Regions from separate parts of the Homo sapiens genome. Here region 2 is linked to region 1. A link is a loop called in an ENCODE intact Hi-C map of the cell type or tissue named here. Cell type or tissue: left ventricle myocardium inferior. All regions are shown on one strand. Each heading gives the region's core, and the rest is flanking DNA. Links, peaks and the distances in the headings are about the cores only. Region 1 overlaps RORA (RAR related orphan receptor A). Region 2 overlaps RORA (RAR related orphan receptor A).

Region 1 (15,792 bases), core at 4,710-12,709:
GAAAAGGTGTGAACATCACATGTGGACCTTTTTTTGTGGCTCCGTTTCCTAACCTCACACAGATTCCATCTCTTGAATCCCACCAGTTTAAATGCTGTGTTTAATTTGTTTAATAGTCTGCATGAGGAAGATTTAATATTCCTTGCATGTCATTCTCCAAAGCAAATTGGTAATAGTATTATTAAACTTACTCCATGATGAGACATAAATTGAGTCCTTTCCACTCAGAGAAAAACTGCCAAGCATTGTTTAACACACACTCAAGGTCAGGGGGCACAGTCAGAAGTACACGTGGAAGCAGTTTGAAGACTGTGACACACTGCCTTTCAGAGAAGGTCCCCTGCTGGATCTTTCCTGGGTAGGTGTCTAATATAGTAATATATTTATAATTGGATTTTAATTGCAATCTGATTTTAGTGTGTGTGTGTTTCAGTTTGCTGCTACCAGAAGGATGAGGCTCCAAATGAAATTATACAATACCTCTCCCAGGGCAATTTGTTCTCCGCCAAAAATATATTGGAAGAATAAAATGCATGCAGTGTTGTTTGCCTTAGTTTATTGACTTAACAACCTAAGTTGCTTTCCTCTTTGGTGTTTTATCTTGCTTTGTGGTGCACTCCAGCGGCATGGAATGGTGGAGAGAGCGTGGGCTGATCGCAGGCTCATGGAGTTCCAATAGGGAGGTCCTGTGTAAGTTACTTAAACACTTTAAATTTCCATTTTCTCTTCTGTAAAATGGAGATAGTGATATTTATCAGGTGTATGTGGGAGAGTGTTTTGATGTTCAAACAAGATAAGACGTGAATATTCTATCTGGCATCTACAATAGGAGGTGAAAAAACCAGTAGCTTGTTAATTACAACTCTTTGAAAATAGATAGTTTCCTTATTTCATACTCTTCACTGTCCCTATACAGTAGTCATTTTTTAAAAAGCAAGGAGGGGGAATGAAGTGATGTTGGTCAAAGGGTATAGAATTTTAGTTAGGATGAATAAGTTCTGGATGTCATACAATGAAGTGACTATAGTAAATAATTTATTATAAACTTGAAAATTGCTAAGACAGTAGATTTTAAATGTTCTCAGTACAAAAAAAGGTGTGTAAGTTGATGGATATGTTGATTAGCTGGATTTAATCATTTCACCATGTGTACATATATCAAAATATCAGGTTGTATACACATTGTGCATATATTATAAACACATACAATTTTTGTGTGTCAGTTAGGCTGTAATAAAGCTGGAGGGGAAAAGACATCTGAGAGCCTTTGATGATTTTAGGGTGTGGAGACTCTATGTCTGGCTGTCAACTGGAGGGCTGCTTATGTTAGCCAAGCCTGGTTCCTTGTAGCCCCAGAGGAGGAGCTTTTTAAAGAAAAGTGACCAGAATTCTTCCCATTGCTCCTTACACAGCTGCGAAACTATAATTTAATGTAATACAAGATTTCAAAAAGATCACAACATTAATACTTATGTCAATTGGTATCATAGCACAGCTTCCCAACATGAAATTTTGCTTTTCTGGATCCTATGCCACCATTCCTGTGGCAATACAATCCTGCTCACAGGAAATGTGATGGTTTTTCACTACCTTTTAGCCAATTGATTTTTTAAGAATGTGCTAATGGAACCGATTTTATTCAAATCAAAAGCATTTGATATTAGGGCTTTGGTGGAAAATAGGACTTTTAAGTGTATTCCTGTTGACCCTTCTGATTTGGAACTGGGAGGAGAAAAGAGGAAGGACAGAACAAGAAAATTCTTGCTAAACAGAGGAATCAGAAGCATTGTCAATTTTTAAAAAGAATTAGTTCATAGGGAAATAATTGAAATGGTATAATAAAGTTACTTTTGTAATCCAATTTTTGCAAAAAGGAATATTTGGGATCAAATAATAACATATTCATTGTGATCTAACGAACAATCTGATATACTGTATAACTGAAATAAGCATGAATTCCACGAAATTTGTTGGCTCTTTGTGCCCACTTGTTTCACACCACTGTGCTCTTTTTGTCGGGTTAGTGGAATAGACATATTTTGTAATCTAATAGTATCAATAAAGAAATTAACTGCTCTTGATAGCAACAGCCCCCAAGTTTATAATTTGATAACACCTTTCTACCTGAGATAACAAGGATAATACCCAAACACCATAAGATTCCATAAACATGTGTAGGGCATTCAGTGTCACGTTTTTTAGTATCCTTATCCCTTTTGCCCTCACAAGATGCACTTTTTACAATAATACGATAGTTGGCTTTTGGTATGAATACTAGTGTTAATAGATGTAAAATATGACATTTAGTGGACCAAAAAGGTACAGTTTTATATTTTATAGGCAATTTATTTTCATCACCACCAACATTGCAATCACAGAAAAGGTTGATGATGAACATTTTTAAATTTGAAAAAATCCAATTGATCCCCTCCCTTTCCAAACACACACTTTTTCTTTTGCGTTTTTGCAGGGGTGGAATAAGAATGGGTTGTATAAGGAAAGATCATGTTAATGCCTGCCATGGATTAGATGCTGGAAATAAGACCCAAAGATTATAATGGAATAAAAAGGGGATTACAGTGATAGAGTCATGTGAGGTCAGAGTGGAAGGTTAGCAATCAGCTAGTGAAGTGTGATCTTCTTATCAGATGGAGAAACTGAGGCTCAGAGAGGGGTTCAGTCTTTGAGTACTCAGAGTTACAAGGCTCCTTAGTAACAGAGCCTGGGTTTTAAAGTCTTATTGATAGAGGTTTTATTGCTCCCAGGCAGGATTTGAAAAGCAAAGGAATTGAGGAAAAGTTATGCTGGGAAAAAAATAAAACAAGATTAAAAAATAGTTAAATAAATATAGACAAGGCATTGCTTTTAAAGAATGACCTACATCGGAAACTAAAGGGTTATTCTTCTCTTGGGATTCTCTGGCTAGAAAGCCATGTTCCAGTGCGTCCCTCTTGCTGTTGGTCTCCTGAGCTTCCTGATGAGAAGCAACACTTGTGAGACTCCACACTCTGCTCTCAGAGGGGCAGAGAGGGTGCTGAATCGGCATCAAACGCTTCAGGAGCCTCCCCCGCTGCCTCCAACTGCATCCATTTTGTTCCTGCCTGGAGGTAGACCGCAGTCGGGATCCAAATATATAGGAAACAAAACCTACCAGCATGAATTATTATAAGCTGTACCCACTAGAATATAAAAATAGTATTTTCCTGATGTTTGCATTATCCCTGAGCCCCGATAAGGGAATTGCTTAAAGGAAAAGCAGCCAACACCTAAATGGCAGGGGTGCCAGGCTGCATAATGGGCTAAGAGGTAGGAGGCTGACCTCAGGAAGCAGCAAGGGAAATCTGCTTTGAAGGGAATCAGCAGAGCTGGCATTGTGCTAGGTGCTGGCGGGTAAGGAACCTTCTCACAGGCCTCCAGTGGCTGTTCGCATGTATGTTTTGAAGTCTGAGGCCTGATAAACATTTTATTTAGTAGGATAAGCGAGACTTCGAGGATTTTGCAGCAGGCTGAAGTGAATTGCTCCGGTGTTCTCACCAGCATCCTACCCAGAGGTGTCAAGTACCTGGAATGGTTGGCCCCAGCATGTAGGAAGTAGACAGAAGGGTCATGCCCTTCCCTCTTATTTCCCAGGTATGGACATGGAGGTTAGGGAGACATTTCAGGTCAGAGGCCGGCTGGGAAATCTGGCTTAGGCCTCTGCTGGAGCTGTGCTTCTCAAACTTGCCTGCATGTTAGAATCTCCTGGAAGACGGGGAAGGGACAGTTAAAAAATCCCAGTGCCCATGCCACACCCCAGACCAATTATATTAGAATCTCCAAAGGGCTGTGGAGCCCAAGCATCAACATTTTTTAAGCCTACCTCGGTGTTTCCAGTGTGCATCTAGAACCAGTGGGTGAGAACATTCCCAATTTGCAGATAGTTTTATATGAAGAATTTTTTGAGGATTGTTTGTTTTGGGACACGTGAAACTCCTCAGGGGCTCTTCATGTGCCCCCTAATATGGATTAGACACCTGGTTTAGCCCAGGGCAGGGAACACATCCTGCCCTTACATTATCTTGGGCAGTGTATTTGCAAGCTTTAGCTGCTCAGTTTTGATATATGTTGGTCTGTGAGTGAATGAACGAAGCCGTTTCCCATCCCCTTCCCTGCTCCCCCCTCGCCTCATTGGCAGTTAACTCAGCCTCTGGTGTATTAAGAAAAATCCTCACTGCTTATGTAGGGTGCACCCCCTACCCACCGCCCTGAGAACAGGGCAGAGCTGAGACAGAAGAGTGAGTGACACCCCAGGAAAGCAGCTTCATCATGAGTCGATTAAAACCCCAGCCTCCTGACCTCCAATCATAAGTTCCTGGCCCTGGGAAATAGCTCTCTAATGGGCTCTGGGCGATAAAGCAACAAGGTTGAAATTGAGGTTACATTAAAGCCTAATTTTCTTATGAGGAAAAATGTACAAATGAATATGAAAGTGATGTACCTTTGTAATCTAGCTTCTTGCCTGTGCCCAAACATCCTTAGCCTTTTGTCTCAATTTTCTCAGTACAGCATGTGCCTGAAGCTGCCCGAATATATTTTACTCAGTAATGCACAGGCAAGAAGCCTTATCTGGGGTGTGGGCAGAGAGGATGGCGTAGCTTACATTTAGAGCAAATCAGGACAAATGGAGCCTGGTACAGATGTGGACGTTAGCATGCTAGCCACACACTTGGCACAGGCAATTTCTGGATACCAGAGAGGGATTCCAGACACCTGTCTTAAAAAGATCCACCCCTTACTAGCTGTGTAAGCTTAGGGAAAAAAAAATTACTGATTCTCTTAGCCTCAATTTTTTCATCTGAAAAAAAGTGATATCCTCCGTAGGGTATTTATGAGATCATATCTGAGAAAGGGCTTTAAACGTTATACAGCCATATATAAAATGTAAATTACGGCTTTACTAGACCCAGTTCTGCCATGAAGTCAGTGTAACCTCAGGCAAGTCACTTCACTGCCCTGAGTCTTCTTTTCCTCATTTTTAAAATTGAGAATTTGGAGGAGACACTTTAAAATATATTCCAGCTGCATAGGTCTTGTGTCTGGATTCTTAGAAAAGACCGTTGGTGTGCAGTTTTCCAAAACTGCCCCTTTTCAAATGCTTCCCTTAGTTCTCAGTCTTCTCCACAATAGAAGAGAGCCCTCTCTGTTATCCATTGTGAGATTTTAGAAATAGAACGGGGAGTGAAGAAATAATGTGGAATAATGTCTTCCCGAACTTTTCAGCTCAAACAGCAGAGCCTGGCTTAAGAAAGAAAGAAGTTCTCTCAATGTAAAGAACTGCTGAGATGCCATCCGGAAATGCTGTTTACTCTCCTGCAAAGAGCAGAGAGGTGATCCAGAAATACCAAGTGAATATTTTTCCTCTTACATACAGTTCTTATTTCCCTGGTGTTTCTAAGCAGTATTAGCCTTTATCCTTAAGCAACCCATCTTATATTGTCCAGGATTTCATATACACTAGATGACATTATTCTACTATCACTTTTAATGCTGCAGTAATTTTCATAACCTGCAGTATGTATATGGATCCTTATTATAACTTCTACTTGGGCCCTTTTTTTTTTTTATAGGAAGTCATTTTTTTTTTTTCTTTTGGCAGTTACATTGCTAAGGGCTTTGAGGATTTCCTTAATGCCATCACTGGATGGGTGTGTGTTCTGAATTGTCATTTTCTGCTTTTGTGCAGTTTCTCCTGTTCCTATGAGCTTCGTTACCTGCTCATGAAGAATATGAGTCTTTGGAAGTCTGGATTGCAGGCAGCTCCAGCGATGCCCAGAGTCTTGTTAGGAGGGCATTTCTTCTTGCCCTCGCCATGACAGATTTGAGATCCTGGTGCAGACTGAAGCTGAAACGAATTGCTGAGATGAGACCCCAAAGACAAAGAGACGTGCAAGTAGCTAAGGGTTTCAAGGGGCAGTTTAATCATTGCTGACTTCAGGCTTCCTGCTTTGCAGAAATTCTTTCTGTAGCAGCAAAAGCTTCTTTTTAAAGAAGTTGTTAGAGCTTGAGTTAGATATGGTGGTGGGCTACAAAAGTCATTTGATGATATTTAGTAATTCCCTTAAGGAAAGATACTTGGATCTCTTCGGAGACATATGCATCCCTCCACTGCAGACAGCCACCCAGTTCCACTTCCTGCTAGCTCTGTGCCGTTGAGCAAGACAGTGACCTCTCTGAGCCTTAATGTCCTCATCTGTAAAATAGTATTGCTATAACTTAGTCTGCGTTATGGAGTGGTGGTAAGGATCAGAAGTAAGGCTTAATTGGCTGGGCATGGTGGCCCACGTCTGTAACCCCAGCACTTTGGGAGGCTGAGGCGGGTGGTTCACCTGAGGTCAGGAGTTTGAGACCAGCCTGGCCAACATGGTGAAACCCCGTCTCTACCAAAAATACAAAAAAATTAGCCGGGTGTGGTGGCAGGCGCCTGTAATCCCAGCTACTGGGGAAGCTGAGACAGGAGAATCGCTTGAACCTGGGAGGCGGAGGTTGCAGTGAGCCGAGATCACACCACTGCACTCCATCCTGGGAGACAAAGCGAGACTCGATCTCAAAAAAAAAATAATAAAAAAAGAAATAAGGCTTGATTTTTAACCTCAATAAATTTTAGTTGTTTTTGTTAATTTCTCCGTAGTATATAGTGGAATCTAAGGCTTTGATTCATGTTTAAAAATATGTGTCCTTTGAAGTAGGGTATGTTTTTTTTTTTTTTTTTTTGAGACAGAGTCTTGCTCTATCACTCAGGTTGGAGTGCAGTGGTGCAATCTGGGCTCACTGCAAGCTCCGCCTCCCGGGTTAACGCCGTTCTCCTGCCTCAGCCTCCCGAGTAGCTGGGACTACAGGTACCTGCCACCACACCTGGCTAATTTTTTTTGCATTTTTAGTAGAGACGGGGTTTCATCGTGTTAGCCAGGGTGGTCTCGATCTCCTGAAGTTGTGATCCGCCCGCCTCGGCCTCCCAAAGTGCTGGGATTACAGGCGTGAGCCACCGTGCCCAGCCAGGTATGTTTTTTTAAAATTCCTCCTTTGGAACAATGGTCTTCAGCTCTGCTTGCATATCAGACCTTTGGAACAATGGTCTTCAGCTCTGCTTGCATATCAGATTCTGATTTGATTGGTCTGGGTTGAAGCATAAGGATTAGTATTTTAATTTCATTGAGGTGTGATTTAAGCCAGTAAAGGATGCAAATCTTAAGTATATGGCCTAATAAATTTTTACATAGAAATACATCTGTCTAGCCACCACCCATATCAAAATATAGGACATGTGGCATCTGTATTTACTCTCCAGATGATTCTAATGGGCAGCCAGGGCTGAGAACCACAGCCCAAGCAGACGGTCATCCACATTAGATCTGACACTGGCTTTTCTTTTGTCTTCAAAACGTACTGTGTGTTTTTATCCCTGTGCACTCATGTTCTCCTTTACCATCATCTCTGTTTCACAAAACTCCTCCCCGCCTCACCTGTTGCCACTAGCATTTGCACACTTCTCTTTTGTTGCCCTCAACCCCTTGTACTGTACAGTGAGTGGGTGGGCATCTGCCTCCTCCACAGATCTATGAGCTTCTCCAGCACAAAGACTGGATTTCACTGGAATTTCATGTCCCCAGGGATGCCACACTAAGCATGCATAAAATAAATGAGTCAACTCTGGTATACTCCAGCTGTCCTGCTGCCATTTGCCTCATCCACAAGAATAACTGTGGTTGGGGACAGGGAAGGAGTATAGCTAAGTCAGATTTTTTATTGTGGCCCTCAAGGCCAACCTGGGGAGCCCTACTGGAGGAAGCCCTGAAGGATAGTTGCCCCGATGACCGGTTATGGTGGCCTGCAATCCCAGCATTTTGGGGGGCCATGACAGGCAGGTGGCTTGAGTACAGGTGTTCCAGACCAGCCTAGGCAACATGACAAAACCCTGTCTCTGGGGGGAAAAAATAAAATGTATATATATATATTTGTGTGTATATATATATTTGTGTGTGTGTATATATATATATATAGTGTGTGTATATATATATATATATACATATACAAAAAAAAATTTAAAACCTTAGGCAGGCACGGTGGTACATGCCTGTGATCCCAGCTACTCAGGAGGCTGATGTGGGAGAATTGCTTGAGCCCAGAAGTGGAGGTTGCAGTGAGCCAAGATTGCACCACTGTACTCCAGCCTGGGTGACAAAGCGAGACCCTGCCTCAAGAAACGAAACAAACCAAAAAAGCGAAAGTTGCCCCTGAAAATATCTCTGGGAAGCGGTCCTCCCTCTGGATAAGCTGAGTGCTTGTTCCTGCACCTTGGCTCACACGACTGCTCCATGGCGCCCCCCCCCCCCTTCTGTTAACTGCATCTTCCCGACTTCAACACCCAGCTCATGCTGTCATCTCATGTTCATCTTCCAAAAACTCCGACCCTCACGCATTCCTTTTTTATTTTCTTTTTGTTTCCTTTTTGCGCTTGATGTCAGTATTATAGGTCGCCCAGTACATGGTAGTCAGGGCCATCTTTGTTTCACATGACAAGAGGAACTCAGCCTTAACACCTGCTCTGTCTGCCTTGGAAAAGAAATGAAGAAAATACTCGTTTCAAAAAACAGTTGGGAGTTTTAAATGTGGATTTTATTTCCTTTCTGACTTGTTTTTATGAAGGAAAAAAAAAATCATTCCTCCTCCCTATTTGGCAGGGGTAGCGTCACCCTTGAGGAGAGTGTCACAGAAGGAAAACGCGATCCCCCACCATTGCCGTCCGGCTCCAGGTTCCTGAGCTGCTCTCTCTCACCTCTGGCTGAGACTTTTTTTTCTCTTTCCCCTAGCCATCTTTCTTAACTCTCGGGGCCCCGTGCCTAAATGACCTGATCTGTGAAATGGAGATATATAGTCCTTTCATTTTAAGTCCTCTATACATACAAATAAGAGTGAGAAAATCTGCTGAAACTGAATTTTTTAAAACCCTCTTCCAAATCATGTTTGGTTGTTTTCCTTAATAACCAGAGATGCAAAAGAACTCACTCATTATGCTGTAGCTTTTCTATTTCTCACCATGGAAAATAATCCCAGTACAGCTCTTTTGTGCTTTAGTTCACAGGGCCTTTACCGGGCTTTATCTTACGAGAGCCTCACAAGCGCCCTGTCAAGCCGAGAGACAGGGCAGGCCTGAAGGCTCAGTTGAGGAATCACCTTCCTTAAGAAAACTTGAAACCCTGACATTCCCCCACCCCTACCCTCTTTCCTTTCCAATACTCTCTGTATATCTGTATTAATGTTCCCACCACACTGTAGGAATATCTGTTTGCATGGCTGTTTCTTCCCCTACACTATGGGCTCTTTGAGGATAGAGACCATATCTAGCATTTCTCTGTAACTAATGCCCAGCACAGTACCTTGGTGTCAAACCGAATACGCCTTTGTTGAATAAATGTATGAGTCAATGAATGAGGTTGCAGAGTTATCAAGTGGAGGAGGGATTAGAACCCAGGTATCTTGAGCCCAAGCAATTTGAAGGTGTTTAAGCTAATTCTTTTGTATGTTTTTCTGGCTGTTTATGTACTTTTGAAGTCTTTATCTTTCTGTGTTAAAATATGTCTATCGTTATTGCATTTTACAGCATCAAAAATTAAGAATACTTACATTCTTCTACAAATTGATGCTTCAAAATAGAAAATTTGGAATTTCAGAAGCTCCAGTACAGTAACTAATCTGAAATTATTGATGCATTTTCTTTCGTCAGGGAATAACTTTGAAAGATTCAAATGATTTCAAAATCCAACTTTCTAACGTCTGGGAGAGAATTCCTCAAACACATTTAGCAGTCAAAACAATTCTATAGAGTATAAAAGATGAAGCATGGCACTTCGAAGTAAAGGTTACAGTTTCTATAAATGAGAAAAGGCCGAATATTTGCTAGCAAAATATTTTTAGCAGGAAAGAATTTACTTTGGGAGGTACTTAGGCATGTTATATTAATACTAATGTACAAGTTCAGCAATTTGTAGGAGTGGAAAGAATTGGATTAAAGTAAAAAGTTCTTAATATCTACACATTAAAATGGAGAAAAGTCTGTGAATGTGAACTTAATCAAATCATGGTAGATAAACAATTATAAGAACAGAATCTTTGAATGATTTTTTTTTGGATTTACTTACTAACATTAGCAGAATCTTTGTGCCTTGCAATCCTGGAGAGTTTTGTTTTAATCAGATTTGTTGGCTGAGGCAGTTTATGTTAAAAAAAAAAAAAAAAGTAACTTTTAACATCCAGCTGCTTTTCTGAGAATTACCCATCTATGAAAAAAAATGTAGCACCATTAACATTTATGAGAAACAGACTTAACATTATCATAAATTATACAGTAAACTCTCTTGGACTGGGATTGAAAGGTGTGTGTTTGTCTTTGAAGCTGATGTATTTTGACAGCACACCAGGAGGCAGCTCACTCTGAATAATGGGCAAGATGAGAGCCTCAGAGGAAAGAAATCACTCCCTTAAGTGAGCGTAAACCAGATAGGGGGTAAATGAACTTCCCCACCTGGACACATTGCAATTTTAGAAGCACTGATCACACGAGAAGTTAGCGCTAGCAGGGACCTAGGAGCCATTTAGTTATATTTTTTCTATTTACAAATGTGGAATCTGAGGCTCAGAAAAAAGAAAAAAAAATTCTCTCAGCTTCTTCCAGTATTTCAGGGGTAGAGCCAGGAACAGAACTCACCCAGCACCCAGTTCACCTCTCTCAGAGCCTGAGGAAAGCTCGTCAATGTTTTCAGTCTTTGCTTCTTCCTCCGTAAAATGAGCATATCATTTGAGCTTCATGCCCTCTCCAATTTGAAAGTGTCACATTTCAATGGCATTTGTAATCATCTGGGTAAGTTCTTTATTTCACTACCTTGTTGAATCAGTCACCTCAAAGGAATGGCCGCTTGGTCCAGGAATGGGGTATCCGGTGATAGGTGAATATGTTGTGAGGTGCTTAGGGGAAGAGGAAATGTGGGGGTCTTTAACTGCTGTTCTCTTATTTGTAGGGTAGCAATAGGTTGTACTGTAGGCCAGTGGTATACATAGCCAAGCCCTATACTGTTTTGTCTAAAACCCTAAAATCCTAAAACTGGGCTGACGGTTGGGCAGTAGGTCTGATAATTTGCTCAGGAGTCATCTCTTGGTTGAGCCTAATTTACTAATTTGCATTCCTATATTCACCGTCTTCATTCCAATGCCATCTGTACCACACCTGAATGATTACTCCATTTTCATAGCTAGTCTCCCTGCTGTCCCAATTCATCTTGCCCCTCACTGCTAAAATGGTTCATCCTGCGTCAAGAACAGTGGTGTTTTTTGTTTGTTTGTTTGTTTTTTTAAGTGCTGAAGGATCAACAGTGGGTTCCTATGGGACACCTTTACATTGCCTGGTCTACAGTGTTTCACTAATGGTGGATCTTTGACACTGAGTCACCTATCCAATTCATCTTGTCCCCTAGACACAGCTCACTTTTTTCTGCCCTACCCACGTAGCTTTCCTCTCTGCCAGTGCGAAACACAGCTCATGACTCACCTCCTAAAGGAAGCCCTCTGGAGCTGAGCCTCCTCTTGTTCATTACATCATGGCTTTTGGGCCCTTTGGGACCTCCTTGTAGAATAATTACTGGATCATTTAGTTCTGGTGCCCACATTGTTGATCCCCGCTTGGTTCAGAAAAATTGTGATGCTGAAATGGATCCTTCCTTCTCAGGGCTTTTTGGAGACAGCTTGAGTCCCCCAAACCATGTGGTACCGTAACTGAGGCATTTTCCTTCCCAGGGTACTTCTCCGGGAAGGCAGTCTTTTGGAGACTGGTACCTTATGAGGGAAAATGAGCCTATTTCCAATGCCATCTCTCTCTAATAAAGAGAAACCTCACTTCACTCTAATGCCACAAAAATGTGCTCTTGGCTTTCCTTGAGGGAGTCTGTTTTGGAAATTCCATGGTCAGAAGAAGCAGGGCTGTGGCCGGCAGGCTGTGTGGTGCAGCATGTCCAGGATCCAGTGTCCTGTCTTCTTAGTCAGCCAGGCTCCCTTTAAAGTTAGTGGTTTGCTGGGAGACCTCATGTGGGTTTTCATTTTAAATGGTGCTCTTGAATGTGGCTCCTATTTACATTTTTTTTTTTTTGGAATATCCATTACCAAGCCTTCATGGTGAAGCACCTCCCAGTAAAGGCAGCCAAATTAAAGGATGCGAAAGCCAGCTCCCTGGTGGACTCTGGAGATATGAAAGAGAGCAGTGTCTTCACTGGACCAGACCCAAGACTCTAAACCCGTGGGTGCTGGATCCCTGCAGTCCTCTAGGCTTCACTGGGGGTAGAGGAAGCCACAGACTCCTGCCACCAAATAGTGCCTACTGTACACGCAACATGTTCTGCTCTATCTTTCACATAAATGTAGTTGCTTCTGGGATTTAGAAATATTTTTTAAAGCACTGCTAAATAACTAGTCAGCGTTTTAAATGAATAGGTTAAAAGCATAACTCTAATGATGAGGGAGTTTACATAATATTTTGATGTCGTAAATGGACTCTTATACCGTCTGGGCCAAGAGCCAACATACGAAGGCCCTGGGGGTTGTCCTGACCATGTCTGTGTGGGCAAATATCGGTTGGGTCTCTAAATCAGAAGGAGTGCACTTGCTTGGGCTGATTGAAATGACAAGAACAAAGTATAGGGATAACCATCCGTGATGCAAGGCCAATTATATAACCAATTTCATCAGAGTGGGTTAGAACTCAGCATCTTGCTAAGCCATTTTTCAGGTTTAGCATTGGCCTATAGCATTTTTACTTAAGGAATCTCTGACTCCAAATACTTGCAGAAAAGGGACAGTAAGTTCTTTCATGTAACAGAGGTAAATATTAATCCCTGATTTCTTGCAGTCACAGCAACAAACATTTTAGTAAATATGGATACAGTAAACAAATCTGTATGAGAAACCAGGCCTAACAACACTGCATTTTTCTGCTAAAGATCATATTAACATAGGTCCCCACTCCCCTGTTTTTCATGGAATAGGGGATAAATTACCTGGTCTTTTTCCCCACCAAGTTTTTTAAAGCTAAAACTTACCTGAGCATTAAATGAGTTTGGAAGTGCCTGCTAGCTGAGGGGTAAAGCTGAAATTTCAGCCGTTTGTCACTCACTGCAGAGTTTGCTTGGGTTTGGGGGAGAGGGATGAGATGACATTGGATAGGCAAAGCAGTGACATCAGTCTCCTGGTGTTTAAAAAAAAAGTCTCTCCAGTTCCCTCTGTGGTGAGCCAAATTTTCAGTTTCACAGTTAAGTCTAAACTTAAAGCTTTGTTGGCTGAAATAAGAACTTTGCGGAGTGACATTTCTGTTTTCAGGGCTTCTGTTGAGACCATATTGCTGGCGTAGGAATTTAGCTTCATGGGACAGGAAACAGTTATAGGCTGTAGTGAGTAATGTTCCCCTATTTCAGATGGAAAAACATTGAAAATCATGATTTTGGCCCTCAAAGAACAGCTATTCGTGGCTGTCATGGTTAACTCTGTCTCTGACTTTGCCTTGGCAACGAAGGTCAATTTACCACGATAACAAGGACGTTGATTTTATGGCACTTGACATCTTAAAAGGTGCTGAAGTGCTTCACAAACTGGTAAGCAGACCAAACCAAATGTGCCTTCTTCTGAGCAGTAATCTCAAGAAAAGGTGAGGATGTATATATCCGCATGTGTGCACACGTGCGTGTGTGTGTGCATGTGTGTGTGTAGAATTTTAAAAAAACAGGCTCAGGAACTTCCTAGCTAGACATTTTAGGGCCCTGTCTGCAAAATGTGGACTTGGGAATAACCGCAGGCACTGGAGGCACCTGGTTTACGAAGAGCTGTATCATTCCAGCCTTTTTGTTTTCCTCAAGAGAACCTGACCTAGGGCCACAGGAGTTACTTTGTCATTTCCCACCATATTGTCCTGCTGAGCCAAAGAATGTTCTTTGTGGAGGTAAAGAAGCTCCCATATGATTTTTATGTTCCCTGCTGTCCTCAGAATCAAAGTTCAGGTCCTAAGCCTGGGAATCAGGGCCTCCATCTATGTCTTGGCCCCCACCTACTGTTCTGGTCTTACTTCCTGCATCTCTGGAGGCAGTTAGTCCTGAGTTCGAAACATCTTTACAAATCACTTCTCACTTACTTAAAAGCAAATGCAGCATTTCTGTACTAACTAGAAAGAGCAGAACACTTACCTTGTAAGGTTAGATTAAGGTCTGCATTTAATGAGCCAGAGGCACAAAATCTTACCTATTCCAGGGGGCAACCCATAGCAGGAGCCAGATGCAGCACAGCCCAGCAGAGCTGTCCCCAGGGTTGTGAAGAAGGTCTGCAGCAAGGCTGGGCTGTGCTAGACCTGGCAAGCCAATGCTTTCTGTTTACCTGCCCATTCATTCTCGTCCTTGGGCTCACATCACCATTCCAAAAGAACTTGCAGGACAATATTATGCCCACCACTTAAAGAGGACATTGACAAGCCTGACTCAGGCCCAGTAAGGCAACATCCTCGTCTAGGAGGAGACAGACAATAGAGTTGGTGCCCAGCTGTCCCTGAACGGCATCTGACTCCCGTCTGCCTGTGCTCTTGAAGCCCATTGCCCCGAGGGGCACTCTCACCTCCTATTTAATATCCTTCGTCTGTCTGGGAACGATTTTCACAAATCAGTGTCCCTGCAGGTAGTTGGAAGGAACAAATGAGATAATTCCCACCATGTTCTTAGCACAGAGCCTGGCTTGCGGTAAGTGTTCAATAAATGTTAGCTGCTATTATTATCGTTATTACTCACCTGCTCTGTGCTTCACAGAGCGTTAAATACGCGTGGCACCCTGCATAAACCCTTTACTTCCTGGCCTCAACCTTTCTCTTTGCCTCAAAACGTCCTTTCTCCTGTCTTTGCCTCCAAACCGTCCCCATCCTGTTAGGCTTTGCTCAAATGCCACTCCCCCTGGGGGAGGCTTTTCAGATTGCTTTCCGCTTCCCTTTCCCAGGCTGGAAACGCGCACACTCTCCTACTCTCCCTCTTTCCTGGCACTGTGCTACTTTCCTTTCCTGGAGCAAGGCTTCTCAGACTTTCTGTGGTCAAGAACTGGCCCCATGCCCCCCAGTCCATGACGGATCAATACTTGTATAAAGTACAATGTAAAAGAAAAAGGCAGTTAAAAATGCAAGCTCCATTTTTTATTATTAGAGTTAACAGACACAAAATTACACAATCACATATATGGGCAAGGTTTAAAAGGCTTACTCTCAGTTTCTGTACTTCTCTTGCCCCAGACCAACAATGACCAATTTGAGGACCGGCAGCAGTTCGTGGAGCACACTTTGAATAGTGTGGAGTTTACGTTATTCCCATCTGCACTGGCACAGTTACTCAGGTACTGTCTAATTCAGTGAACCCAACCTCCCACACCTGGCAGGAGGCTTATACACAGGGTTGCTCGATAAATTAGTTGAATTGAATGAATGAGTGAATAAATGAAAGCACAATAAATATTGAATGAATGAATAGATGATTGACTTGCTGAGCATATTTAAAACTCATAGTCCTTAGGAAGAATTTTCTTAATGAATAGCATGCCAAAGGGATTATAATTTTTTTATCTTTGCCTTTTATAAAATTCACTCATTTGCATTGCATATTAAGACCAATTCTTTTTCCTTAGTTTTTAAAACATTTTTATTTTCCGTCTGTGATAGCTAAATGGAGATAAGGTTTATACTTTCACAAAAATAAG
Region 2 (15,792 bases), core at 4,159-12,158, 57 kb after region 1:
GGCATACGGGTGTGTGTGAAAACCTTTACAGGCTCCTATACCAGTAGTTTTGCACATCAGAGAGGTGTGGTCGCCATTTTTGTATTTGAGTCATGCACAAGTTGGATGCTTGCAAATCGAGGACTTTATGTATTCTTCTACCTCTGTGAAATAGAACAAACGGTATAAAAACAGCTTTTAATAGAAAACGTATAACATATAACTACATTTTTATGGGCCCAAAGGGAGTAGATTAATGCATTTAAAATAATGAGAAGAAAAAATAAACATACTTTTAAAAACATCAAACGATGGTGTTTTCTCCAGAAAGGAGCAAAAAGATACAAGGTATTAGAGACTGTGAGGCAGTTCTGTTCTGACTTTGGGAATGGACTTTGGGTTTATTCTAACATGACCCCTGCTTTTCTAATTATAGCCAGTTGTGCTCAAACAGACAGGAGGTGGAGGAGTTCGTTTTAAATCTATCTTCGGTTTCAGTAGACATACCTCCTGAAAATCCCTAAAATTTCAAGAGGAGATTTTCTTTTCTTTTCTTTTCTTTTTTCTTTCCTTTTTTTTTTCCTCAAGCAATTGCTGTTTTTTGAGCTCCAAGGGCTGACAGCTGTTCTAGTTTTGCTTGGGGACTTTTTCACAATGTGGATTAATCAATGTTATGAACTGGGTCCGTGGGGTTTTGGGAATGTAATTGGTTTCAGATGACACTTTGCTAGTCAATCTGTGAAACAGCCGAATGTTGACACAGCTGAACAATTCCAGCTGTTTCCACTCGCCCCTTCCTCTTTCCCTGGACGCTGCATCCTATGCCTTTATTTTTGTCTGCCCTCTCTTTTTGTGACTTTGCTAAACTAATTTGTTATCTTTTCTGAAATTTCTTTTTGCTTTTTTCTCCTTTGGGATGGCATAGCTCCCTGTTTATTAGATTCTCCACCCAATTTTATTTGCAAAAGCTTTTTCTTCACTGTCATCGTTTTTAAAGAAATGGCAGTTTTTACCATTTAAGTTCTTTTAATTTGCAGTGATCAACTAGTTTATTTATTTAAGGGCACACAGCTACAAATGTAGATTTTTTACATAAGTGCTTAGATTCTGCAAATATTTGGTTTCACAGCTGGTTGATTAATCTTCTTTTTAAATTATCAGAGGTGTACCATTGAATAAACAATACAAGCTTTTAGCTTCATCCACTGCATAGCCATTTTTGCTATCGTATATCCCTTTGAAACAGTGAGAAAAAGAGATTCAGATGTCAGTATTACTGCTAGAAAGGTGGATGATTAGAAGGAAGGAATCAAAAGAAGACCCACCCTGAATTACGTACAGTATATTAAGAGTTTCTATATTGTCAGGGGGAAATGGTTCATAAATTGCTTTCAGTGGTTTTCCATTATCAGACTAATTTCTCTTTGTTTTTTCAAGAGTACTTGTTTCTGCATCTCACTGAGTGGAGAAATGGTTTTAACTGCTTGTGTGCCCAAGAAAATTTTTGCTATTTTATTGGGTGACTTGTTGCAGGTCTTGAGCTAAATGAGCTAAGCTAAAGCTTATACATGGGTGAATGTGGTCATTTCCAGTACCTGAGACTCCTGATGTGAGCAAAGAAATCCTGTTCTTCCCAGAATGGTTTATATTGACTAAATGGATAGCTCAGCTTTATAGAACAATTGTGCAACCACCTACTCTGCTTTGCTTGTATACATTTAGATGCCCAGAGCAATGAAATATTCTGAAGTTGAGTCCAGGATGTCAAGGAACATGGAACAATTGAACCATTATCATGAGACTCTGACAAATAAATGCAATTGACATAGTGAATTTTTCCAGCTATTTCCTTCCATCAAAATTGTTAATGACCGTAATATCAGAGGAAACACTCTCATGGGTGGAGGCTATCTTCAAGAGAGGAAACAGTGGTTAGATATACAATGTTACTTCTCTGAATGGAGAACTATAGACAGTGCACACCGTTAAGCATTGGTTAGAGCTAATCCAGTTTAACACTTCTCTATACGTTTTGTGTAGTGAAACTTCTGAATCTTTCTAAGAGAGAAATACAAAGCCATCATGGGCCAAGTGTGTTAAAAAGAGACTGAAGAGCATCCATATGAACCAAACCTATGGAAAAAGAAACACCTCAAATTACAACTGGAGGTGAGCAGCCAGAATTATAGGTGATAACCTAGAAAATGGGCTTATAAATCATTTCAGACATTTCTCCAAATATTTTGACCAAAATATGGCTTTGGTTCAGAGACCTAGTGCTGGGTATAATCATGGAGGATGCTGGAATCAAAGACCAAAAGCATATCTCTGACCCTCTGGCCATTCATAATATCATCTACAGCTAGACCAATACTCCTCAAGAACAACCTAACAAAACCAAGGAAGGATCTGACAGGGCTAAAGTAGCCAAGGGATTTCAGATATTACCTTGGAAGGGCAAACGCATTTAGTATCTTTTATGTAGGAAGCTGAGAATGGATGGGATGAACATTATAGAGCAGGACTGCATAAACTTGGACTTGTTCCTTGAACCTGGCAGCAGTACATATGTATATATTTTGAGGGTGACAGCATGTTGTACCGGATGAGAACACCAGTGTTTAAATCCTTGTCCCACCATTTATTTGTCTGGTCTTGGGCATTTCACCTAATCATTCTGATTCTTGATTTTCTTATCTGAAGAGGAAAGAAATAACAATCTTAAAATTGTTTTTAAAATCATTAAATGAGAGATGCATGTCCACCTGCCATAATTTTTGAAATTTATAAAAGTATTTAACAAATGGCTACCATTACCCTCGTTGTCGACAACATCATTAGAGGCAGTTTTAAGTGAAATTGCACAAGTTGAAAATTAATGAGAGTTTAAAAGTTTAGGCCAGGTACAGTAGTTCACACCTGTAATCCCAGCACTTTGGGAGGCCGAGGCGGGCGGATCACAAGGTCAGGAGTCAAGCCTGACTGACATAGTAAAACCCCGTCTCTACTAAAAATACAAAAATTAGCCAGGCATGGTGACATGGGCCTGTAATCTTAGCTACTCAGGAGGCTGAGGCAGGAGAATCGCTTGAACCCGGGAGGCAGAGGTTGCAGTGAACTGAGATCATGCCACTGCACTCCAGTTTGGGTGACAGAGTGAGACTCTGTCTCAAAAAAAAAAAAAAAGAAAAAAAGTTTAGACTAATGCATACATACATAGATAATATGTCAATAATGGTTAACTTGGGAGAGCTAGAGCACTTGGGCTAAATCTTTAACCTCTGACATTGAAATCAGGGTTACAGCCATTCTTTTCCACAATCGTACCTTTAATGCAGCTGCCAAAAATGACAGTGCTCAGTGGACCAAGGCCTAGGCTATCCACCTTTTTGGGTTTTTTTTTTTTTTTTTTTTTTTTTTTGGTCTTATGAACCCTTTCCTTTCATAGCATGTGGATCTAGAAGAAGGAAGATTTGGACTCTTTGGACTTGAGAAATGACATTTTTACCTACTTGGTTCCAAAAAGAGCTGGAACTTCTTGAAAGGGTATTCTGTGTTCTTAAGGAACATGCCAGCGGGGCATAGTGGCTCGCGCTTGTAATCCCAGCACTTTGGGAGGCCAAGGTGGGTGGATCACCTGAGGTCAGGAGTTCGAGACCAGCCTGACCAACATGCAGAAACCCTGTCTCCACAAAAATACAAAAAAATTAGCCAGGCGTGGTGGCGCATGCCTGTAATCCCAGCTACTCGGGAAGCTGAGGCAGGAGAATTGCTTGAACCTGGGAGGTGGAGGTTGCAGTGAGCTGAGATTGCACCATTGCACTCCAGCCTGGGCAACAAGAGTGAAACTCCATCTCAAAAAAAAAAAAAAAAAAAAAAAAAGGAATATGCCCTGTCTTCCCACAATTGTGCAAGTTGTAGACTACTCACATCTTTGTCACTTTGGTCCTAAAAAAAGTTTCCCAGATGAAAGAAATTTTATAGTACACATGTAACATTCTTAAGTTTCTTTTCTGAAGTGTTATTACGGCTAATGAACACATAGCAGAGTCATGTTCCTTTCTGGTTCCACAATGCCTGTCTACCACCATGGAATCATTAGGCTGTGTTTGTTAAAAGTTGATGAGTGATAGGTGAAAATGGGAAGCTCCTGATGCATGTGGAATGTAGATGAGTGCCAATATACCATTGCAAACTGGGTCTTTACAATCATAAAAACCACTAGACGCATTAGTAAATTTCTCAGACAAATAGACATAAGTAAAAGGCCCAAACCCTAGCCCAGAAGAGGAAAATTGAGCATGGGATTCAGTTGTTGGCTTTCCACTGAGATATTTCACCCAAGTTGCAACCAACCTTGAAGGGAACACTGACCATGGTAGAAAGATAAATTGCCTGCTTTTGGGGTAGAATGGAGAAGTTATTGGAGAATATGAAATGTAGTCAGATTAAAGGAGTAGGATCAGAGTCTTGCATGAAAGTTAGGGGTTATGCAATGGAAACAAGGTCTTGGCAGGTAATTTTTGTGCTCTAAAAGGTCCTTTCTCTCCCAGTGTTGCAGTCAAACTTTTACCAGCATGAGCTTTATACTGGATTCTTTGAATGCAAGAGTAGGAAGCAACCAAGATCAAACGGCACCTTAAAGGTAGAACATCCAGGTATCCCACTCTGCCCCATATTCTCTGACCAGCCTCTCCCAGGCTAGTATTATTGTCATCTGAATCTATTTATTTATTAAAGAGATATTATTTGAATACCTTTTTTTTGTTTTATTCCCCTTTGATGTCCTCATGGAGCTAGTGGGATTGCAGAGACATGGTTTAACCAGTCAATGTGGAAAATAGAAGCATCATGAAGTGTTGGAAAAGAGAAGAAAAGGGTGGGATGAGCATTTATAGTAAGGACTGACTTACGTTAGGGAAGGCTCTCATGGGAAAATGGCAGTTTAACTTAGAGTAGTAAGAATTAACTAGGTGAAACAGAGGGGAGCTGCAGATGTAAAGATGATACAGATATGGCCCCCACCTTCAAGGAGCACGTAGTCTAAATAAAACAGTTACAAACAGTTATAGTACATTTGATACTTGCTACCTGTGGTGAAGATTTTTGTGGGCATGTCATGTTATTACCTAGGAGGAAAATCTTAAACAGATTCTGTGGGGAGGGGTTACCTTTAAGGAAGTCTTCCTGGAAGAAGTGACATTTGAGCTGAGTTTCCAGTGATAACACTATTGTTAATTTGTGATACATTCTGGAGCCTTAGATACATTGCTTTCTCAATTGCTTTGGACTCAAGATTCTCCTTGCTTGATGTACTGGGAACACTTAGTGATTGATGTTAGTCTCTGTTGCTGGGAGATGGGGAAGAGTGAGTTAAGTAGCTCAGGGCAGGTAATGAAGCAGCTTCATTATGTGTGAAGGGACAGGGTGGAGTGGGGAACTTGGGGAATGTTTATTGCTCCCAAGTTGGCTTATAGCCTAGAAATTCTAGAGTTCTGCTTCTGTGCCAAGAAAGGGGATGGGGGGATTGGGCAGTAGCTTTTCATGCTTCCCAATGACTGGGGGAGGCACAGAAGCCTCAATTCATGTAATGCTGGTCCTGCAACCATCTGCATTGTCTCCACCAAAGCTATCCATGGTAAATCTGAGTTTTTTTTCATGTTGTGGACCACTGACACCAGAGGAATTTGGAGAGGCTGTTAAAAAGAGCACATCCCTGGGCTCCACAGTAGACCTGCAGAATCAATATAGAGCGAGGAGGGTCAGCATTTTTAACAAGCTCCCTGATGACTCTCTTGGTTCTAAAGTTTGAGATCCCTGCAGTTTGCTTGTGTGGGAGTAGTAGGTTATGGTCCAGGTATAATGGGATGTAACTTGACGGTCTAATATAAAGCCAGTAAGAGTGGGTCATGTAAATGTGCCTTTGTATTGCAAGGCATTGCAAAAATAAGGAACTATTTAAATATTTGGCACTACAAAGGTACAGACTAAAATTACCTGGACAACCTTCGCGGATGGAAACTGTGACTCAAGTGAATCATAATTGTTCTTGATGATGTGATGTGAGTTGGTGTCTTTCCCTTCAAAATGTGATTGCATAATTGCACACAGGCACTCCCTCCCTGTAGGCAGAGGGCTAATTACATAATGTGGGCAATAGGCCTGATCACTCTGTCCTCTAATTATGGTTTATAAAATGTACTGTGTTGACTTTTGCCATCACAGCTGCCCTCGAGGTTGACTCTGGAATGTTGTGGCTGGTATGGGCTTGATACATTATCCAGCACTAACTCCATTCACACTTTATTCTGAAGCGAGAAAGAGCCCCGGCAAGGTGATCTGACGTGCCCACACCAGACGGAAGGCAGTTCAGCACCAGGACAAGAACTTGGCTTTCCTAGCATTTTCCCAGTTTCAGTAGCTAGGCCAAACGTGCTCTCTATTCTGCAATGCTGGCTCATGTTTTACCATTTTCACAGGAAACCTGATTTGGGAATTTTAAATGGAAAAACTGTCATTTAGTGTTCTTTTTCTTTTCTAATAACAATAGTTAATATTGACCACACACATGTGCCAGGAAGCACTCTAAATACTTTATACCCATGAACCATCTAATCTCCTCAGCAGGCAGATATCTCCATTTCAAAGATGAAGAGACTGAGCCTTTAGAAACTTTCAAGGGTGTTTCCAAGGATATACAGTTTAGGAGGACAAAGATTTCACCCAGGCTAATCTGATTCTAAGATATTATTTTACATTTTATTGCACTGTTGGTTGATCATACTAATGTACAAAAATTCATTTTGTACAGTTGCAAGGTCAAGTGATCTTAAGTTAATTCCTTTTCACATTTAGATAATGAAAGATAAAATGCTTTATACATTTACTGTATACCAGGTTCTAGGTAACTGTTTCTTTTATCAAGTTACATTTTTATATTCCAGCACGTTCTCACTGGGCAGTGGCTTCTGTCTGCCTTTTTTCTCTATATCTTTTATATATTCTTGCTTTTTATAAAATAAGATAATCTAAAATAAAGAGAAGCCATGTTTTCTGTGGAGCCTGAATTTGTAGTTAGGAACATCAGCAGCTCCACGCCGTGAAGGGTTCAGATATTATTGAGTCTCCAAGGGAAGGCTATGTTGCTGGTGGTGCCATTAAGTGGCGTGTCCTGATTTGTGGGCTTCACAGGGCCAGCCTGGCAACTGCAGTTGTGTTCTCCAGGTCAGGGAGCACACTGGTGAATACGCCGGGTCTGTGAGTTCCCACTCTTCATGCCTTATATTGTGATCTTTTCTTTATGTGGTGGGATCTCAGGAAATATACTCCAACTGTGTAAATTCTGTCATTTTCAGATTATCATAACTTAGAAAAAAAAACAAATATAGAAAACAAGAGTTCATGTGAAGTGGGATGCCTTATTCTACCACGTGCTTCATCACAGACTATTTCTGGGGAGCATGTCCCTGAACCTTGGTAGTGAGCATGGAAATACCCTCACTCGGGGATGGAGACTGCTTTTTCAATTGGATAAGGCACTCCTGTTGCATGCCTGTGCAGTTGGGAGAGGAGGGAGCGTAATCACTCTCATCACTCCAGATAGGAATGCTGAGCATACATTGAATACATAAATTAATATACATATGATATGCAAATGCTCCCAGAGAGTCCTGAAGGCCGCCCATCTGAGAAGCAGGGGTCACAGACATGCTATGCTTTTACCCAAGCTGTTTCCTCTGCCTGAATCACTCGCCCTGCTCTTCTCTACTTGGCTCGCTCCTCCTGTCTCTCAACACTCCCCTAAAGTTTCCCTCCTCTGAGACCTCTTCCCTGACTCCATCCAGGCCTGGCGTCCGGCTCTGCTCTGCTCATTCTCCAAGGAGAGTGGCACAGAGAGGCAGGCTGCAGAGGAAATACAGAATCAACCATGCAGCACTGCAGAGAGTAGAGGGTGGCTGAGGCTAGGGGCTAGGGGAGCAAGACAGGACCTGCATCTCAGGGAAAGGACTAAGAAAAAGACAAACTTGGGAAGCTGGGCCCAGAGCCGTCTCCCCAGTTCTGTGGCTTGATCAAACAGAACAGCAAAAACCCTGTGTGGGGACAAGGCCTGTGTCCACATTGAAAGCACTGTCAGGCATTCAGAGCCAAGAAGACTTGGTGAAGAGGTGGCAGTGCTCCATAGGGTGGGGGTACTGTCTTTACCTATAGTATTTCTATTCCTCCAATTAACTTTTTTTTGAGACGGAGTCTTGTTCTCTGGCCCAGGCTAGAGTGCAGTGGCACAATCCCAGCTCACTGCAACCTCCGTCTCCTAGGTTCAAGGGATTCTCCTGCCTCAGCCTCCCAAGTAGCTGGCATTACAGGCGCCCACCACCACACCTGGCTAATTTTTGTATTTTTAGTTGAGATGGGGTTTCACCATGTTGGCCAGGCTGGTCTCGAACTCCTGACCTCAAGTGATCCACCTGCCTTGGCCTCCCAAAGTGCTGGGGTTACAGGCGTGAACCACCGTGCCCGGCCTTACTAACATTTATTGAGTGCTTCCTATATGCAAAGTGGTGATGCAGTGATGCTTAACACCCTGTCTCTAGAGACCCATATGCCCAACAACTAAAGCAGTAGTTTAAATTTCCTCTTAACTCTTGCAATTAGAGATAGATTATGTAAACCTGAATTATTTTTAATATACCTAGGAATGAATCAACCATAAAGGGGCTTAGAGGTTGGTACGTAAGTTACTGAAAATCTGGGAATTACACTTTAGAATGAGGGGCGAGGTCAGAAGTTTGTCTATCCTGGCCTACCAAGCCCCTGCTCACAGCATCCATAGCTCTCAGGTCAGCAACAACAGATATGCCTGGCCGCATTACCTTGACATCAGGACTTCCTGCGATGCCCTTGTATTTATTTATTTATTTATTTATTTATTTATTTATTTATTTATTTTTTAAGATAGAGCCTCGCTCTGTCTCCCTGCACGCCTGCAGTGGCACAACCTCGGCTCACTGCAAGCTCTGCCTCCCGAGCTCATGCCATTCTCCTGCCTCAGCCTCCCGAGTAGCTGGGACCACAGGCGCCCGCCACCATGCCCGGCTAATGTTTTGTGGTTTTAGTAGAGACGGGGTTTCACCATGTTAGCCAGGATGGTCTCGATCTCCTGATCTTGTGATCCGCCCGCCTCGGCCTCCCAAAGTGCTGGGATTACAGGCACGAGCCACCGCGCCCAGCCCTTGCAATGCCCTTTAATGCCAAATTCCAGGGAGGAAGAACAGCAGCTCCTTCTTCAGCCGTGAGGACTTTGAGGATACCTGCTTTTAGATTCAGGCTTGACATTTTATATCAAGCTTGTCCAACCCATGGCCCATCGGCCGCACGCTGCCCAGGATGGCTTTGAACGTGGCCCAGTGCAAATTCGTAAACTTTCTTAAAACATTATCAGGTATTTTTGTAATTTTTTTTTTGGCTCATCAGCTATAGTTAGTGTATTTTATGTGTGGCCCAAGACAATTCTTCTTCCAGTGGGGTACAGGGAAGCCGAAAGATTGGACACCCCTGTTTTCCATTGTCTTGATGTAAGATTCCAGCCATTTTTCTCCTTTCACTAGAAAGAGTGAGGTGGCTGGATCACTGAAGCGCATCCCAAACTGCCTTCCCCAAGAGTCCTTGGCATGAGAAAGCTAGAACCTCACCCCAGTGAGGGGGTCCACAGTTTCCCTGAGCAGCTCACATTGGTTGGGAGTCAGGAGAGGTGTTATTTACCTGGATGGGGTCTCCTCACTTCATCCCCTGCTGTGAACCTCACGGTCACCCTTGCCCCCGACCCCTACCCTGAGGTGTACCTGAAAGGCACCCATGGCAAGTGCCTGCTCTCAGGGGGTGCTGTCATGACAGCCACCTGAAACCAGGCCTGGAAGAAGGGTTCCTGCAATGCATTAACTCTCCCAGGAGCAGAATGAGTAGTGGAAGGAAGGAGAGCCAAGAGGAACGCGGGAAAGAGATGTCCAAGTACCAGGGACATGTTTGCCAGGCACGCACTTTGGCCCAGCAGGATACTAGGCGTGGTGGAGATCCTGAGAAGTGTGAACTCTGTCTCTCCCTGAAAGGATTTAGTTTACAATCTATTCATTTCCTGGGTTTGACTGAGATCTGGAACCACATTGTGCTCTAGGCAATGAAGATAAATCAAATAATACGGAAACCCCTCCACCTCCATGGAACTAGTAGTTGGGTGGTGCTTGTCAGAAAGGCTTTCTTCTTCTTCTTCTTCTTCTTCTTCTTCTTCTTCTTCTTCTTCTTCTTCTTCTTCTTCTTCCTCTTCCTCTTCCTCTTCCTCTTCCTCTTCTTCTTCTTCTTCTTCTTCTTCTTGTTCTTCTTCTTCTTCTTCTTCTTCTTCGTGTGGAACTGTTTTAATTCATCCTTTACATTTTTTCCATCCTTTACATTTTAAGAATTATTTTATTATTGAAAGTAACCAAATCCCTTTTTCTTGATTAGAGTGATTGGCTGCCAAAACGGGAACTTTGAATTCACTGTCATTTTTCTCCTTGATACCATCTGTCCTTTTCCCAGCTTTCAGGCTGAGCCCTATTTAGGGACAGGACACATTAAAAAAAAATTGAGAAGAAGAATCTTTTATTATAACTCATAAATAGCAGGAAATCCTGGGCTCTAATTTCCTACTGGGAGGAAAGATTCTGTTGATAGAAATGGCAATAACGTATCTCAAAGCAGATTTTGTATGGAGCAAGGAAGATTTCTACAAATCCCTATTCTTCCAGAAACATTCATAATTCCTTATACAATGGTCTTGTAATAAATAGGTACATTTGAATAACTCTATGCTACTCAGGGAACTTAAAGTGAACTATCTTTCAAAGAGTAACAATTAAATATTATCTACAGTTGAATAAACATCACTCTAAGGTGTGCAGTGAACATCTGATACCTGAGATCATCTACACATGGCCCCATTGGCCTACATCTTATGTTTCTCTCAGTAGGCAAGGATCTTGGTTGTTTTGACTCTATTACAGCAACTGGGAATGACATTCCTCTTTTTCCTCCTCTGCCTACATAGGGGCATCCCCTGAGGCTCAGCCACTGGCTTTCTTATCTTCTCTCTGCACTCTCTGTAGGAGACTATAATCTGTCTTCAGAGCTGTAACATCCCTCTGCCCATTGGAAAGGAAAGGCCATGACTGATAGACATTAGGAGGAAGATGCAGGAGTATTTGTGCACTATTAGAGGAACGGCAGAGGTAGTTAGTAATTAAGGAAGAAATCAAAGATGACCTCACTCTCCAAAATTTCAACATTTATCATGCCTGTGGAAATGCTTTATCACCGTAAATTCACCATATTTTACAGATGACTACCTCATCTTCCTCCAAAATGAAACCTGCCTCGTACAACAGGTATTTACTGACCACCCCTTTTGTGTTAGGCGTTGGGCTTTGGATGCTTAAACATAGAAAGGCCGATAACATAGAGACGTTGTCCTTGCCTAGTTTACAGTGGAATGAGCAGCACTGCCACGTTATGATACAGTGTGATGATACAGTGTGTTCTATCTGGTTAAGATACAAAGTGCTAGGCCCTAGACAGAGGGTCTCCTGAATCCCCTGGCTCTGTGAACACTGGCATCATTCTTCTTCTCACTCCAGCACAAAGGCTTAGTTATCAGCAATTTTGTTCTGTCCTCCCCAACTCACCCTTTGATATTCAATTAGTCTGTAACTTTCCTGACGTTCTTCAGATTACCCCTTTTGCTTACTTCTATCACAGACCTGAACCCAGGGCCTTAATACCTCCTACTTGGGCTAAGTTCCTTGCTTTCTAAGCTGATTTCTTCACCCCTGAGCTGACTTCCTTCAAAGTTATCCAGGACCCTGTAGTAAGATTAATGTTCCCTAAAACATTTCCTTCTTCCTCCTGAACTGGCACCGCCTGCACATTCACTCATCCAATGGTTAAGGGTGCCAAGAGTGGCTCAGAAGCTCCCCATGGAAGAACTCCAAAACTCTAGCTTTCTTCTGCCTGGCGACACCCTGCCTTTCTGATCTATATTTCCCTCATCTAAAAGTCACCTTTCTACTAGTGCTTTTTCCTCACAATCTCACAACACCTTGCGGGTTCTTATCTCCTCCTTTGCTCTTGCTCCCCTCCCTACCAGGGGACCCCCTGCCCTCATCACAGTCTGATTAAAGTCCTTCCTCTTTCAGGAGGCCTCCCCAACTACTCAAGCCTGTAAGGGGCGAGGACTGAGCAGCAGAAAACATCCTACTCAGTCAGCAGCAAGCCACACTCATGTAAGAATGACTCGCAAAATCCTTAGTCCCACAGGATCTTTTGCTGAATCTCCTCTTAAATGCCTTTCAGGTCTAAATGCCTGTCCTTCAAACTTCCCCATCCGTAGTGGTCTTTTTTCCAGGAGGATGGATTCCTGAATGAAGAGAGAGATTTTAGAAGTCCTAGAGTTTCAAGCCATCTACTTAGATTTATCATTGCTCTCCAGTAAGTATGAGTGGGGTGCTCAGGGTTAAGTGCTGGATCTTGATGGTGGCCCTGTACAAAGGCTAGCACTTTTCCATGGTTTCTCCTCCCCTTGCTTCCCTGTGTTGAGGAGAAACGAAAGAGACAAAGAAACAAGAAGTTTCTATAGATGTCTGTGTCTCAGAGGTGGTCATTACACACTGAGTGTGGGGGTGCAAGAAAGATGGTACCTTAGAGACAAGTAAGTATTTGTTGTTACTTTCACTATGACATGTCAGTGTTATGAGCTGACTCCAAATTTCATGTGCTTTCAGTTTAAAAATGCTTCATGACATCTAAAGAAATGCTGAAGGCGCTTGCCTTCCCAGCAGAAATTCTAAACATGATCATTCCCAGAAATGCTGGCAGAAAGATCACGTGTGAGTGTGGGGCATAAAAGTCAAATGTTTGTGTATTTCTGCATTGGGGGGCTTGACAATAAGAAACAATATTCTGACTCTTTCCTGTATTTCTCTTTTATACTAGAATATTAAAAAGCCAGGTATAATGAAGTGCATAGGAGCTAAATAGAAGCAGCTTTGAATACCTTCATTTTATGTAGATGTTCCAAGAGCTTGCCCAGGCTTCCTCTCTCTCCCTTCCTCTCTCTCCCTTCGCCTGTCGAGTCTAAGGAGACCTGGCAGCCTGAGATACCCTTGGGTGTTCAGGGAGATCTTGAAGGCAGGCGCCTTTGAGGTACGCACCTACCAAAAATGTCACATCACCACCGGTTCTGTTGTTTCACATTGAATGTGAAAGATTCACTAAAAGGTTAATTTCCAGTCTTGTCAAATGTAGATCATTAAAGGCATCGCCTTTTCATGGTACAGCTGACAAAAGTCAGGAGCCAAGAGGGAAGGCAGATGCAAAGGTTGAATAGGCCAAATACTGTGAGAAGCCCTTTGGAAAACCACATCAGGTATTTTTATCTGTACTCAGCAGAAGTAGTGATTGGTGACTATTTGCGGAAGGAAACTGGACGGGTGTCTGCCTTTTTAAATGTTAAAATAGGCCCTGTCTATTCTAGGAATGGTTTTGATAATTATTTTTTCATTCTTTGCCTTTATTCTAGAATAGAGATTGCCCATATTTTAAAAAAATGCTTTTCATGTTTCTATTTGTTTTGATTTCTAGAACCATGTTTAGATGACAAAAACACCAGATTGAAGGATGGTCCATCTGGTATCTTTGGCTTTCATAAAAGCCAGTTTGAATCACATCATGGTTGATCCAATGGCTGGAAAACACATATTTACCCAAAATATGGTTAATTCCGTACTTCTGAATAATCCTGGGTTTTGACTTCTTCAGTTTCTCCCCTTTTTTACTTTCTTCTGTTTGAGAGGCACTGTGAATAGTGGAAGGAGCATGGGATTCAGAGAGTTCCAGATAGGAATTTTAGTTTTTCCATTTAAGAGCAACTGCCTTTGGACAAGATGCTTAACGTCTCTGAACCTCAGCTTCTTCATCTAATGGAAGGATGCCAATAACCACCTCACAGGATTTAGGGTAGTGCTAAATGAGAAAGCCCATGTAGGAATACTTACTGTCGGAGCCAGCAAATTCATAGCGCACACTCCAAAACGGGTGCTCACTATTGACAATGTCATTTCCTGGTTTCTTATTTTTTGATTAGCTCTTTTCTTTAATCTGCTTTCATTCTTAATATGTCTCTTTTCCTTTTTAAAGCATAGAAGTAGTATGTGGGTCTTTTATGAATTTGGGTTGATAGCTGATTAATTGAATATTTAAGAGTTGTTTATTGCTTGTAAACAGCATGGTTTTCTAAGACATTGCATTTAATTAAAGCATGCTTTTCAATAACACTAGTTACCTTGACCAAACTGGAGTTACTGCTTCACATAAAGGACTATTACCTGTCAAGAGACATTTACTCTGCTGGATGAAGAACTGAGGAAGAGTGTCATGACGTTAATTATTTAAAGGCACTTTTCTGAAAACGTGTCTCAAATCCTAATGATTCTGTTCTTTGCCTATAAACATTAGCGATGCCATTCTACACTTTTCACTGAAATGGTTCTAAAAATATAGGAGGGAAATTTTGATGTGTGATAAAAGTTCAGGATGATCACATTTTTCTGCCTGTGTACTTTTGCTTAGTATTACTTTGAAAAACCAGCTGGAATTTTTGAAGCAGCCTCCGTTTTGCTAAAGTCATTTTGTAGGGTGGGCCTAATAATGGCCTGGCACAGGACCTGAACATCGAAAACACCTAAAGAACCTGACACACCTGCAAGGCATTGTAGGGGCGGGAGAGACGGTAGAGAAGTGAGATGAGTGTGTTTTCTTTGGGAAAATAAGTGATTTTTGCTGAACAGCTTAAGGCACTCTGTAAACATTAGCCAAAAAATAAATATTAATTCTCACTGTGGCCTCGGTCCCTTAGTGAAGCCATGCTTACTCCAGGAACTGCTGCGATGAAGAGTGGTGAAAATTCTGAATGAAAAGCAGCCCTCAAAAACGTTAAAACCCATGCTATTAAGCTTTACACCAAAAAATAAATTCGAATTTTTAAAAAGTGAGAAATGGGGAAAAGAAGAGGAGGCTTAGGATGGTCAAGTGGCACCTTTAGCACCTTGTACTTAACCAGATAAGTTCAAGACTGTGTTTTAGGCCGGGCACGGTGGCTCACACCTATAATCCCAGCACTTTGGGAAGCCAAGGCAGGTGGATCCCTTGAGCCCAGGAGTTCGAGACCAGTCTGGGCAACATAGTGAAACCCTGTCTCTACTAAAAATACAAAAATTAGCCAGACGTGGTGGTGTGCACCTGTAGTCCCAGCTATTCAGGAAGCTGAGGTGGGAGGATTGATTGAGCTCAGGAGGTGGAAGCTACACGGAGCCGTGATCTCACCCCTGCACTCCAGCCTGGGCAACAGAGTGAGACGCTGCCTCACTGCTCCCCCACCAAAAAAAAAAAAAACAAAAAACAAAAAACAAAAAAAAACTGTTTTAAATGCATGATGAAAGTTAAAGGGAGAGTCAACCATTGTTTGATTAGTACAGCCCAAAGAATTTGGCCATTTACAAACAGTGCCTTGTCTCGTAGTGTCATTTACCTATATTATTCATATACCACCAGCACCTCAAAAGTAATTAGAGTATCTAAAATAATATACTAGTGATAGGAAATAAATGTAAAAATCCTCATTGAAGGGACCTTATTAGATGCTAATTATTGCTTGGAGCCTAAATCAAAAGGCCTGATGTTTCTTGTGCCTCAGTGAGGATGAGAAATCCAGGGGCTTTGGGTTCCAATCCT

The links. A loop is a pair of places that touch in the nucleus more often than their neighbours do. Peaks named below come from ENCODE experiments on the same cell type or tissue, not always from the same donor. Only the 100,000 strongest peaks of a DNase experiment are listed, where the experiment ranks them.
Region 2: a loop joins it to region 1, with 4 times the contacts of the local background. A loop is called at or near these places in 3 of 110 quality-filtered maps.

The regions. Positions count from the first base shown.
Region 1 is chr15:61,111,659-61,127,450 of GRCh38, reverse strand. All of the region lies in intron 1 of RORA (RAR related orphan receptor A), which reads left to right. It overlaps LOC107984805 (a long non-coding RNA gene), which reads left to right. Exons shown (of 3, transcript XR_007064660.1): 1 at 1-15,792. Among named protein-coding and RNA genes, the nearest start is that of RORA, 110 kb to the left of the region's middle. In left ventricle myocardium inferior, for the core only: a CTCF peak has its summit at 8,333; no DNase peak of the experiment used is centred there.
Region 2 is chr15:61,054,488-61,070,279 of GRCh38, reverse strand. All of the region lies in intron 1 of RORA (RAR related orphan receptor A), which reads left to right. All of the region lies in intron 1 of LOC107984805 (a long non-coding RNA gene), which reads left to right. Among named protein-coding and RNA genes, the nearest start is that of RORA, 170 kb to the left of the region's middle. In left ventricle myocardium inferior, for the core only: no CTCF peak of the experiment used is centred there; a DNase peak (open chromatin) is centred at 7,839.